Linked DNA regions of Homo sapiens: region 1 is linked to region 2. Evidence: read pairs that join two places in POLR2A ChIA-PET (ENCODE). Cell type or tissue: A673. All regions are shown on one strand. Each heading gives the region's core, and the rest is flanking DNA. Links, peaks and the distances in the headings are about the cores only.

The links. Peaks named below come from ENCODE experiments on the same cell type or tissue, not always from the same donor. Only the 100,000 strongest peaks of a DNase experiment are listed, where the experiment ranks them.
Region 1: POLR2A ChIA-PET joins it to region 2 with 16 read pairs; 3 of 35 experiments call an interaction of 5 or more read pairs at or near these places.

Annotation. Positions count from the first base shown.
Region 1 is chr16:69,324,176-69,329,475 of GRCh38, reverse strand. It overlaps VPS4A (vacuolar protein sorting 4 homolog A), which reads right to left. Exons shown (of 11, transcript NM_013245.3): 11 at 2,537-5,268. The coding sequence ends at 5,167. It overlaps COG8 (component of oligomeric golgi complex 8), which reads left to right. Exons shown (of 6, transcript NM_032382.5): 6 at 297-3,048. PDF (peptide deformylase, mitochondrial) reads left to right here. Exons shown (of 2, transcript NM_022341.2): 2 at 297-2,563. The coding sequence ends at 454. Among named protein-coding and RNA genes, the nearest start is that of PDF, 3.8 kb to the left of the region's middle. In A673, for the core only: no CTCF peak of the experiment used is centred there; a DNase peak (open chromatin) is centred at 345; H3K4me3 peaks cover 1,644 bases; H3K27ac peaks cover 1,746 bases.
Region 2 is chr16:69,544,315-69,549,688 of GRCh38, reverse strand. No RefSeq gene overlaps it. Among named protein-coding and RNA genes, the nearest start is that of MIR1538, 19 kb to the left of the region's middle. In A673, for the core only: no CTCF peak of the experiment used is centred there; no DNase peak of the experiment used is centred there.

The DNA of each region.
Region 1 (5,300 bases), core at 1-5,000, 220 kb after region 2:
ACCTCAGAAGTGGGAGGAGTGTTCGGAAGGGTCGCACCGTAGAAAGATGATTTCTCATCTCAGCTCTACAGTGAGCTCGATAACCTAATTACCAGAGTTGGGAACCAGGTTGAACGCTTGGTAATGGACCGAGATGAGGGACGTTTTCCAGTTAGAAGAGGAGCTGCTGTCTACATTTGCCATCTGCTGTTGCCTCTTGTCAATGGGAACAGCCAGGACCGGGGGCAGGGGTAGGGAGGTTGAGGATGATGCAGTTCAGCTGTTCCCACTCACCAGGGCTGTAACTTCCTTTGCAGGGCTGGACCCCAATGGAGAACAGGTGGTGTGGCAGGCGAGCGGGTGGGCAGCCCGCATCATCCAGCACGAGATGGACCACCTGCAGGGCTGCCTGTTTATTGACAAAATGGACAGCAGGACGTTCACAAACGTCTATTGGATGAAGGTGAATGACTAAAGCTTTGCTACTGGGGCTGAGGATTCCGGATACCAAGACGCAAACACTTTCACTTTGAGCTGGGCAAATCTTACTTGGCATCAACTTGGATGGCTCGCATATGACAGGAAACTGGATTGCCAAGGCATGGCAGACTGAGCTGGAGGAAGATGTCAGAAATGTTTGCCCTGAAATCAGTTACGGACAAAATGTTGGCTACAACTTGAGGAGAAAAATCACCCCCAAAGGAGTGGACATTTCCTAACAATTCTGTATGGAGGAAGGTGGGGTAATTGCATTCGTCTGCAGTAGACACGAGTTCCTCGGACCTGTATAATCTCCCAAAGCCAAGGTTTGGTAATAATGTAGTCCCCAAATACCTGAAAGCTGTCTTTAAAAATGCAGGTAAGCATGTGACTGGCCATTTGTGCCGAGTTCTTATTTTTACGGAGGGCTTGTGGCCTTAGACGCCAGTTTGCTTATGGAAATGAAAGAGAATAGTCCCTGTTCAAGGATGTGTTTCATGACAGCACGAGTGTAAATGAGTGCCCACACATTTTAACAGCCTTGGGCAGGATTTTGCTGCTGAGATCCCTAGAGCAGCTGGTTCTTGGCTCATTCTTGGGGTAGAGGCCGTGGATCAGGGCTGGGGGCAGGGGTGACAATTGAGAAGTGCACTGAGCCCTTTCCTGTTAACAATTGGGCATAGAAAGCAGGATTAGTACTTCCTGGTTATACACTTATTTTGTAAAAATAGAATTAATATCACAGCAACCAATGTGTAGGTTTAAGAAAGTGGCCAGGTGCAGTGGTTCACGCCTGTAATCCCAGCACTTTGGGAGGGCGGGGCGGGTGGATCACGAGGTCAGGAGCTCAAGACCAGCCTGGCCAAGATGGTGAAACCCTGTCTCTACTAAAGATACAAAAATTAGCCGGGCGTGGTGGCGAGCACCTGTAATCCCAGCTACTCGTGAAGCCAAGGCAGAGAATTACTTGAACCCAGGAGGCGGAGGTTACAGTGAGCTGAGATCACGCCACTGCACTCCATCCAGCCTGGGCGACAGAGCGAGACTCAAAAGTATGATTCTGGCTGTAGAGTTTTCTTTTTTTCTCTGTCTCAAAAAAAAAAAGTGTCAGCTTTGTCTTGTCAAGAGGTGAAGGAACTTGTTTTATTCTTTTATTTTTTTTTTAAGATAGAGACGGGGGTCTTACTATGTTGCCCAGGCTGGCCTCAAATTCCTGGTCTCAGGCAATCCTCCTGCCTCGGCCTCCCAAAGTGCTGGGATCAGTTGTGAGCCACACTACCCAGCCAAACTCCAGTTTTAGTTAAACTGTTTCACCTCATTTTTATGCTGAGTTTTGTAAAGTAGGTATTCTTGCTGAACAGAGTCCTGAAAATCAAACTATACAAGTAGTAGGAAGTCCATTAAGCTGTTTAGAGGAAAAAGTGTTATAAATGGCAGTTAAATGAACCCAGGAAAGACCCATCCTCCTTTGTGGCTTTCTCTGAGGCCCCATGAGGCCAAGCAGAAGCAAACTGGCTCTAGGTGCAGCCAGACTTTGAAAAGGAATCCCGGCCAGGCTTGGTGGCTCATGCCTGTAATCCCAGCACTTTGGGAGGTCAAGGCAGGCAGATCACCTGAGGTCAGGAGTTCAAGACCAGCCTGGCCAACATGGCGAAACACTGTTTCTACTAAAAATATGAAAATTAGCTGGGTGTGCTGGTAGGCGCCTGTAATCACAGCTACTTGGGAGGCTGAGGCGGGAGAATCGCTCAAACCTGGGAGGCAGAGGTTGCAGTGGGCTGAGATCTCGCCACTGTACTCCAGCCTGGGCGACAGACCAAGGCTCTGTCTCAAAAAAAAAAAAAAAAAAAAAAAAAGGGAATCCCAACCAGATACTGGTGCAAGGTCAGAGATGCAGCCAATGGGGAGATTTGTAGAAAGCTCATAGATGCTAAAAACATGGGTCTTTAGGAAAATTAGAATTCAGCTGAGCCTCCTTTCATTTGGACAATGTTCAGAAGCTCTTACAGGGGGCTATGGCAATCTTTTGATGCTTCTTATAGCTTTCTGAGGTTAACGCTTTTGTGGTGGGCATCGGTAGCAATAAAATGCAAACTTTATTGCATTTCCAGTAAAATCTCTCCCACTTTGAGCAGGAAGCACTCACAAAAAACGCATATACATGTCAACGTTGTGAGCTCATCAGAGTTTTAGAAATCAACTTCCACAGTGAAAGCCAATGTAGGCAGAAGGTTTATAACAGAATCCCCAGGCAGAGAAGTGAATTTCAGAGCATTTCAGGGAGGAAACTCCTCTGCACATGTCAGCATGTTTAACATCGATGATGGCAGGTTGTGTGCTGGCAGCCAGAGTCTGAGGCCACTGTCCAAAGTTCAGCGTCAGTGGTTCCTGTTGCTGGTCATGGAGAGAGACAACTGGAAAGTCAGGTGTCTTCACGCTCTAACTAGAGCACAGGGATGGACCATAGCCATGCTAACCTTTGTTAACCCCTAGGACTTGTCAAGGTGTTTAAGCAGTAGGAATGAGGAAACAACGTTCTGATTCAAGTAAATGTAACTAGAAGTAAAAATTTAAAAACTTGTAAGCTCACTAAAGTGAAGCTCTGCAGACACGGTTCATATCCTGGTGGCTGAGGGCACATAACCAAGAACTTACACAAGCACCCCCAAGCCACAAAGATCCCAGCTGCTATGGTTGAGGGGTAACCTGCCAGCACTGGAGCCAAGTGTTGGAGCTACTGATCCAAAGTTAGCTCACTTCTGCAGAGGCTCTGAACCAGAGCAAAGAAATGGCCCAGTGCAAGCCCAGTGTGAGCCAAGAGTTGGCCATGTAATCAGTTCTGGCCCAACCAGGTTTGAAAGGTAGAGGAGCAGTACTGGGTTTTGGAGAGGGAAGGTTGGAACAAAGCCCTTTGCAGGCTATAAGCTTCATTTACTAGGCCAGGTCTTTCTGTGTGAATGTGCTTTGACTTTGGTCTGTTTATATGCATGGGGTAAACGTGGGACAGCCTCTGCAGCTTCACTGCCTGCCGGACGTGGGTCCAGGGCTGCCAGCTCTGGGTCCTTGGTCTGTTGGGGGTCGCAAACTGAAATGGCCATGGGGCTATCTGGGCAGGCAACACAGATGAGTGGGGATGGGGGACCCCTTCTGTACAGAGCAGCCTCTACTTAGTGGCCGCTGACAGGCTGCCCCATGAGGACGCAGGCCCAACATTACCTAATTTAATCTTCTAGAAGTCAGAATTCTGAATTTTTATGTCAACTCTCGACTTTTTTTTTTTTTTTGAGACAGAGTCTTGCTCTGTCGCCCAGGCTGGAGTGCAGTGGCGCGATCTCGGCTCACTGCAAGCTCCGTCCCCCGGGTTCACGCCATTCTCCTGCCTCAGCCTCCCAAGTAGCTGGGACTGCAGGCGCCCACCACCACGCCCGGCTAATTTTTTTATTTTTAGTGAGACGGGGTTTCACTGTGTTAGCCAGGATGTTCTCGATTTCCTGACCTTGTGATCCGCCCGCGTCGGCCTCCCAAAGTGCTGGGATTACAGGCGTGAGCCACCGCGCCCAGCAACTCTCGACTTTTAAATGTTAGCGGCCCAAAGTGCTGGGATTACAGGCGTGAGCCACCGCGCCCAGCAACTCTCGACTTTTAAATGTTAGCGGCAGACCAAACCAAACAAACACAGCTGCAGGACGGGTCTGGTACGCAGGGCTCCCACTTTGCAGTCTCTGATCTGTAGGCCGAACAACGGCAAGAACTGTCTGGATCCCACAAACATCCCCAGCCAAACTTCTGAGGCCTTAAGGGGAGGAGGCCTTGCACACCTGACTGGAGAACAGGCCTAAGAACTGCAGTGTTCTGTTTCCTGCTCTGCTTTAGAAAAGAGAGGAGACAGAAAACCAGAGGGTCTTTTAATTGGAAGCAAGGGTGGCCCTTCAGAGTCTCAGTTAAGAGTCAAGGAAAGATGAGATCACTTGGGTAGCTCAAGAAGGGAAAAGGATTTATTAGACCATTTCCAGGACAGGGACCCAGGGGCAGTGGCTGGGTTCAGTGTTCTCACGCTCAGAGGAAGAAAAGGCAGTGGTGAACACCCGCCTGACTGCCTTACCCTGATCTAAACGACACCATCTCCTCCCCCAAGGAAGACACAGCCCTGGATGTGAACCTAGGAGGGTGGGAATGGCTTATGTCACTCGGTCTTTGAGGCAGAGCTTGGGCTGGGGTTGCAGGGGCATCAGCCAATCTGCTCTCAAGGAGCAAAACTTGGGCGTAAAAGGAACGGGCAGTGGGGCTAGCCGGCTGTCTGGAGGTCTGGGTGACCTGGCAGCACGGCTGCTTCTCCCCCGCCACCCCGCCCCACTCCTTGACACTTCCAGGTGATTTTATCTTTATAAATAAGATGAAAATCCAAGCAGCATTAATTTAGGGGAACAAAAGATGGAAAAAAAAGGGGGGGAGGCAGAAGGAGCTGATGAGCATCCAGGAGAGGAGGAAGTAGGAAGAGCAGTGTCCACTGTGTGCCCCAGGGCAGTGGAGTGTCTCTGTGGCTGCAAGGCCCTTCCTTCTGGCTCCCTGGCAGACGGCCAGACAGCAGAGGGAACTCTGTATTGACTGGGACAAGCCCTGGAGCCCTGTCTGGCTGTTGACATGGGGAGTGCCTGGATTTGCCCCAATCAACCTCCCACCTTCACCATTGCCCAAGTGAAGCAGCTTTTAACTCTCTTGCCCAAAGTCCTCTGAGAATTTCTTCACTTTCAGGAGGTCGTCTGCATTCACCGTGGGCCGGGTGGTGGCCAGAGACCGCAGCATGTCCGACTGTGAAGGCAACAGTATGTGCCTGAGCAGGA
Region 2 (5,374 bases), core at 306-5,305:
CAAAGTGCTGGGATTACAGGCGTGAGCCACCGTGCCCAGCCAGAAGTATTTTCATATTTGTAAGACTTATGAATTGTTTTATTTTAGAATTTCCATTATTACTCATAATACATCATTTTAAATAAAAATTTAAATGTATAAAGAACAAATAGTTTCTCCTCTTTGTCTTATTTTTTCCTTCTGTTTCTTTAAAGTTTGAAATTACATGCGCAAATCAATTTAAAGAAATTGATCCCAGCTTGAGAGTACTTCGAATTCTGTGTCCTTTAATCAGCTTATTCCTGCTCAACTTCCAAAAATATTTGTAATTAGACAGGAAACATATTCTAATCTATGTTCTAGAATTAAGCGTTCTATCTTGGTTAGAAACAAACATCAGATAAATAAATGTTATAGGGGCCAGGCACAATGGTTTATGCCTGTAATCCCAGCACCTTAGGGCACCTATGTGGGAGGACCCCTTGAGACCAGCCTGAGCAACATAGCAAGATCCCATCTCTACAAAAAAAATTTCAAAATTTAGCTAGGCATAGTGGCATGCACCTGTAGTCCTAGTTACTTGGAAGAGTGATGCAGAAGGATCACTTGAGCCCAGGAGTTCGAGGATGCAGTGAGCTATGATCATGCCACTGCGCTCCAGCCTGGGTGACAGGGCAAGACCCTGACTCAGAAACAGAAAAAAATACAGAAGACAAAGATGTTTTCCTCTCAGTGCTACTATTATATATTGTCCTGGAGGTTCTAGTCAATGCAATAGAAAGGGTTGCAAAGTAAGGAAGAAAAATCTTTGTTATTTACAGTTGAAATGTTTATCTACATAGGAAGTCCAAGAAAAATATTAAAATAATACAGCAACTTGCTGGCAAAGACATTCAAAAATGTCGTTAATTATAAAAAATACAATTTCAAGAGCAACAAAACTATGAGACGCCCATGAAAATATAACAAAAGATGGGAAATCCTTTTTGTTGTTGTTGTTGTTGAGATGTCGCTCTAAACAGGCTGGAGTGCAGTGGCGCCATCTCGGCTCACTCCAACCTCCGCCTCCCAGGTTCAAGCGATTCTCCTGCCTCAGCCTCCCGTGTAGCTGGGACTACAGGCGCGTGCCACCACGCCCAGCTAATTTTTGTATTTTTAGTAGAGACAGGGTTTCACCATGTTGGCCCAGATGGTCTCAATCTCTTGACCTTGTGATCCGCCCACCTCAGCCTCCCAAAGTGCTGGGATTACAGGAGTGAGCCACCGTGCCCGACCGGGAAATACTTTTAAGGAGAAATTTACAAAATGTTTATTGAAGGACACAAAGGAAAACTTAAAAAAATAGAGCTGATACTATGTTCCTGAATAGAAGGACTCAATATTACAAAGTTGTCTATCAATACATTATAACACCAACCAAAACTCCCAAAGGACTTTTTATGGCTCTTGATAAACTGATCCTAAATTTCATATGAAAGAACAAATAGGCCAAAAATAGCCATGATAATTTGGGGGGAAAAAGTACATAGAGGAGGGAACTCGACCTGCCAGATAAGAAACATTTGTCATAAAGCCGTATTATTAAAAAAAAAAAATGCAACATTTGTTTAGGAATAGACAAACAGATTAAAGGAGCAGATAAGCCAGAAACAGCCTAAATACATATAGAAACTTGTCGTAAAATAGAAATGGCTTTATAAATCAATCAGTGGGAAAAAAATGAAAAACGCAATGGTGCTAGAACAATTATTTATACAAACCCCCCCACAAAACTAATTAGTTCCTTACGTAGATGAAAATAAGTTTTAAATGGATTAAAAATTTGAAAGGTAAAAAGCAACATGTAAAAATTTTTGGAAGAAAATGCAGAATGTCTTTATGGCATCAGAACAGGGAAAGATTTTGTAAAGACTCAAAAGTACAAAGCATAAAGAAAAATATTGGACTACATTAAATTCAAAATATCTGTATACAAAATATATTATAGAAAATATCAAAGGATAACATATAAACTGAAGTTATTTACAGCTCATTTACCCAACAAAAGATTATACACAAATATAAGTATACCTTGAAGATATTTCAGGTTCATTTCCAGACCAAAGCAATAAAGTGAGTCATATGAATTTTCTGGTTTTCTGGTGCATATAGAAGTTATGTTTACACTGCACTATAGCCTATTAAATGTGCAACAGCATCATGTCTAAAAAACTGTACATACTTTAATTCATTAATTAATTATCATTATTTTTTGAAACGGAGTTTTGCTCTTTTTGCCCAGGCTGGAGTGCAATGGCACGATCTCAGCTCACTGCAACCTCCGCCTCCTCGGTTCAAGTGATTCTGCTGCCTCAGCCTCCTGAGTAGCTGGAATTACATGTGCACACCACCGTGCCTGGCTAATTTTGTATTTTTAGTAGAGACAGGGTTTCGCCATGTTGGCCAGGCTAGTCTCAAATTCCTGACCTCAGATGATCCGCCTGCCTCAGCCTCCCAAAGTGCTGGGATTACAGGCGTGAGCCACCGCGCCTGGCCCGTACTTTAATTTAAAAATACTTTATTGCTGGCTGGGCACAGTGGCACATGCCTGTACTCCCAGCACTTTGGGAGGCCAAGGTGGGTGGATCACTTGAGGTCAGGAGTTCAAGACCAGCCTGGCCAACATGGCGCAACTCCGACTCTACTAAAAATACAAAAAAATCAGCCGGGTGTGGGTGGTGGGCGCCTGTAATCCCAGCTACTCAGGAGGCTGAGGCAGGAGAATCACTTGAACTCAGGAGGCGGAGGTTGCAGTGAGCCAAGATTGCACCACTGCACTCCACCCTGAGCAACAGAGCTAGACTCCGTTTCAGAAAAAAAAAAAAACTTTATTGCTAAAAAATGCTAACAATCATCCAAGCTTTCAGTGGGTTGAAATGTTTGTGCTGGGGAAGGGTCTTGCTGAGATGTTGATGGCTGCTGACTAATTAGGGTGGTGGTTGCTGAAGGCTGGGGTGGCTGAGGCAATTCTTAAAATAAGACCACAGTGAAGTTTGCCACATCAATCCTTTCTTTCAACAAAGATTTCTCTGGAGCATTTGACGCTGGGTTTTTTTGTTTGTTTGTTTGTTTTAGAGATGTGGGGGGGCGGGGGGTCTCTCTATCTTGCCCAGGCTGGCCTCGAACTCCTGGGCCCAAGCACTTCTTTCTCCTCAGCCTCCTGAATAGCTGGGATGATAGGTGGACACCACTGTACCCAGCTCGTGATGCTGTTTGATAGCATTTTACCCACAGTGCAACTTCTTTGAAAATTGGAGTCAATCCTCTCTAATTTTGCTGCTGCTTTATCACTGAAGTTTACATAATAGTCTAAATCCTTTTTTGCTGGCCAGGCACAGTGGCTCATGCCTGTAATCCCAGCACTTTGGGAGGCTGAGGCGGGCAGATCACCTGAGGTTAGGAGTTGGAGACCAGCATAACCAATACAAGGAAAGCCCGTCACTACTAAAAATACAAAAATTAGCTGGGCATGGTGGCGCATGCCTGTAATTCCAGCTATTCAGGAGGCTGAGCCAGGAGAATCGCTTGAACCTGGGAGGCAGAGTTTGCAGTGAACCAAGATTGCGCCACTGCACTCCAGCATAGGCGACTTTTCTGTCATTTGTAACCTCACTGAGTCCTGACTGACCCATCTAGAAATTATCAACAAGTTAATCTAAATCAACACTCAGTTTTTTATAAAAGGAAAAAGGCCATAACTATTAAGCAAAGCCAAAATGCCTAGACTTAAGGCCCCAGAGGCCAATCAAACCACAACAATCAACATTTCTGCTGTTTACAATGTACAAACTATTCCAGATAAGTCTGTTGATCAAAGAACAAAATCAACAAACGAAAGAAGTGAAATGAATGCAATGCTTAAAATAGAAGAAGATATTTTATGAAGCAATGTCTTACAAACTCTATATTCATATAAATCAGCTCAAGGTGAAGTTTTTTCCTTCTGTTTTATTTTATTTTAATTTATTTTATTTTTATTTTTTGAGATGGAATCTCACTCTGTCACCCAGGCTGGACTGCAGTGGCACAACCTCAGCTCACTGCAACCTCCATCTCCTGGGTTCAAGCCATTCTTCTGCCTCATCCTCTTGAGTAGCTGGGACTACAGGCGTGCACCACCACGCCCAGCTAATTTTTTGTATTTTTAGTAGAGATAGGGTTTTGCCAGGCTGGTCTCGAACTCCTGACCTTGTGATCCGCCCGCCTCAGCCTCCCAAAGTGCTGGGATTACAGGCATGAGCCACCGTGCCCAGCCTTCTGTTTCATTCTAAAATAGGAAATATCTCAGCTGGGCCCAGTGGCTCACACCTGTAATCCTTGTACTTTGGGAGGCAGAAGGATAGCTTGAGGCCTGAGTTCAAGACCAGCTGAGGCAACAGCAAGACCCTGTCCCTACCAAAAATAAAAAAATAAAAATTAGAGCTGGTTGTGGTGGCTCACGCCTGCAATCCCAGCACTTTGGGAGGCTGAGACAGGCGGATTACTTAAGGTCAGGAGTTCAAGATTAGCCTGGCCAACATGGTGAAACCACATCTCTACTAAAAATACAAAAAAAAAAAAAAAAGTAGCCGGGTGTGGCGGCACACGCCTGTAATCCCAGCTACTTTGGAAGCTAAAGCAGAAGAATTGCTCTAGGAAGCTAAAGCAGAAGAATTGCAGAGCGAAACTCCGTCTCAAATAAATAAACAAATAAATAAGAATAAAAAGTAGCTGGGTGTGGTGGTGTGCATCTGTAGTCCCAGCTACTCAGGAGGGTGAGACAGGAGGATCACTTGAGCCTAGGAGTTCAAGGTTACAGTGAGCTATGATGGTCACTGCTCTCCAGCCTGCAAGAAAGAGATAGACCCTGTATCAATAATAATAATAATAATAAATAAAATAGTAAGTATTTAAAATATACAGAAAATAGATGCCACATATCCCCAATCCAGAATTAACAGATGTCAACGTTCCGTATATTTCTTCATATTGTTTTCACATTTTTTAGAAAGAAAAAAGACATATACAGAACACTTAAGTCTCATTCCCTATTCTTTGTTCCTTTCTCCTTCCCCTTAGAAACTACTATGCTAGGCCAGGCACCGTGGCTCATGCCTGTAATCCCAGCACTTTGGGAGGCTGAGGCAGGTGGATCACCTGAGGTGAGGAGTTCAAGACCAGCCTGGCCAACATGGTGAAACCCCATCTCCACTAAAAATACAAAAATTAGCAGGCATCTGTAGTCCCAGCTACTTGGGGGGCTGAGGCACGAGAATCGCTTGAACCCAGGAGGTGGGGGTTGTGGTGAGCTGGCATCCCGCCACTGCACTCCAGCCTGGGCAATAGAGCAAGACTCCATCTCAAAAAAAAGAAAAAA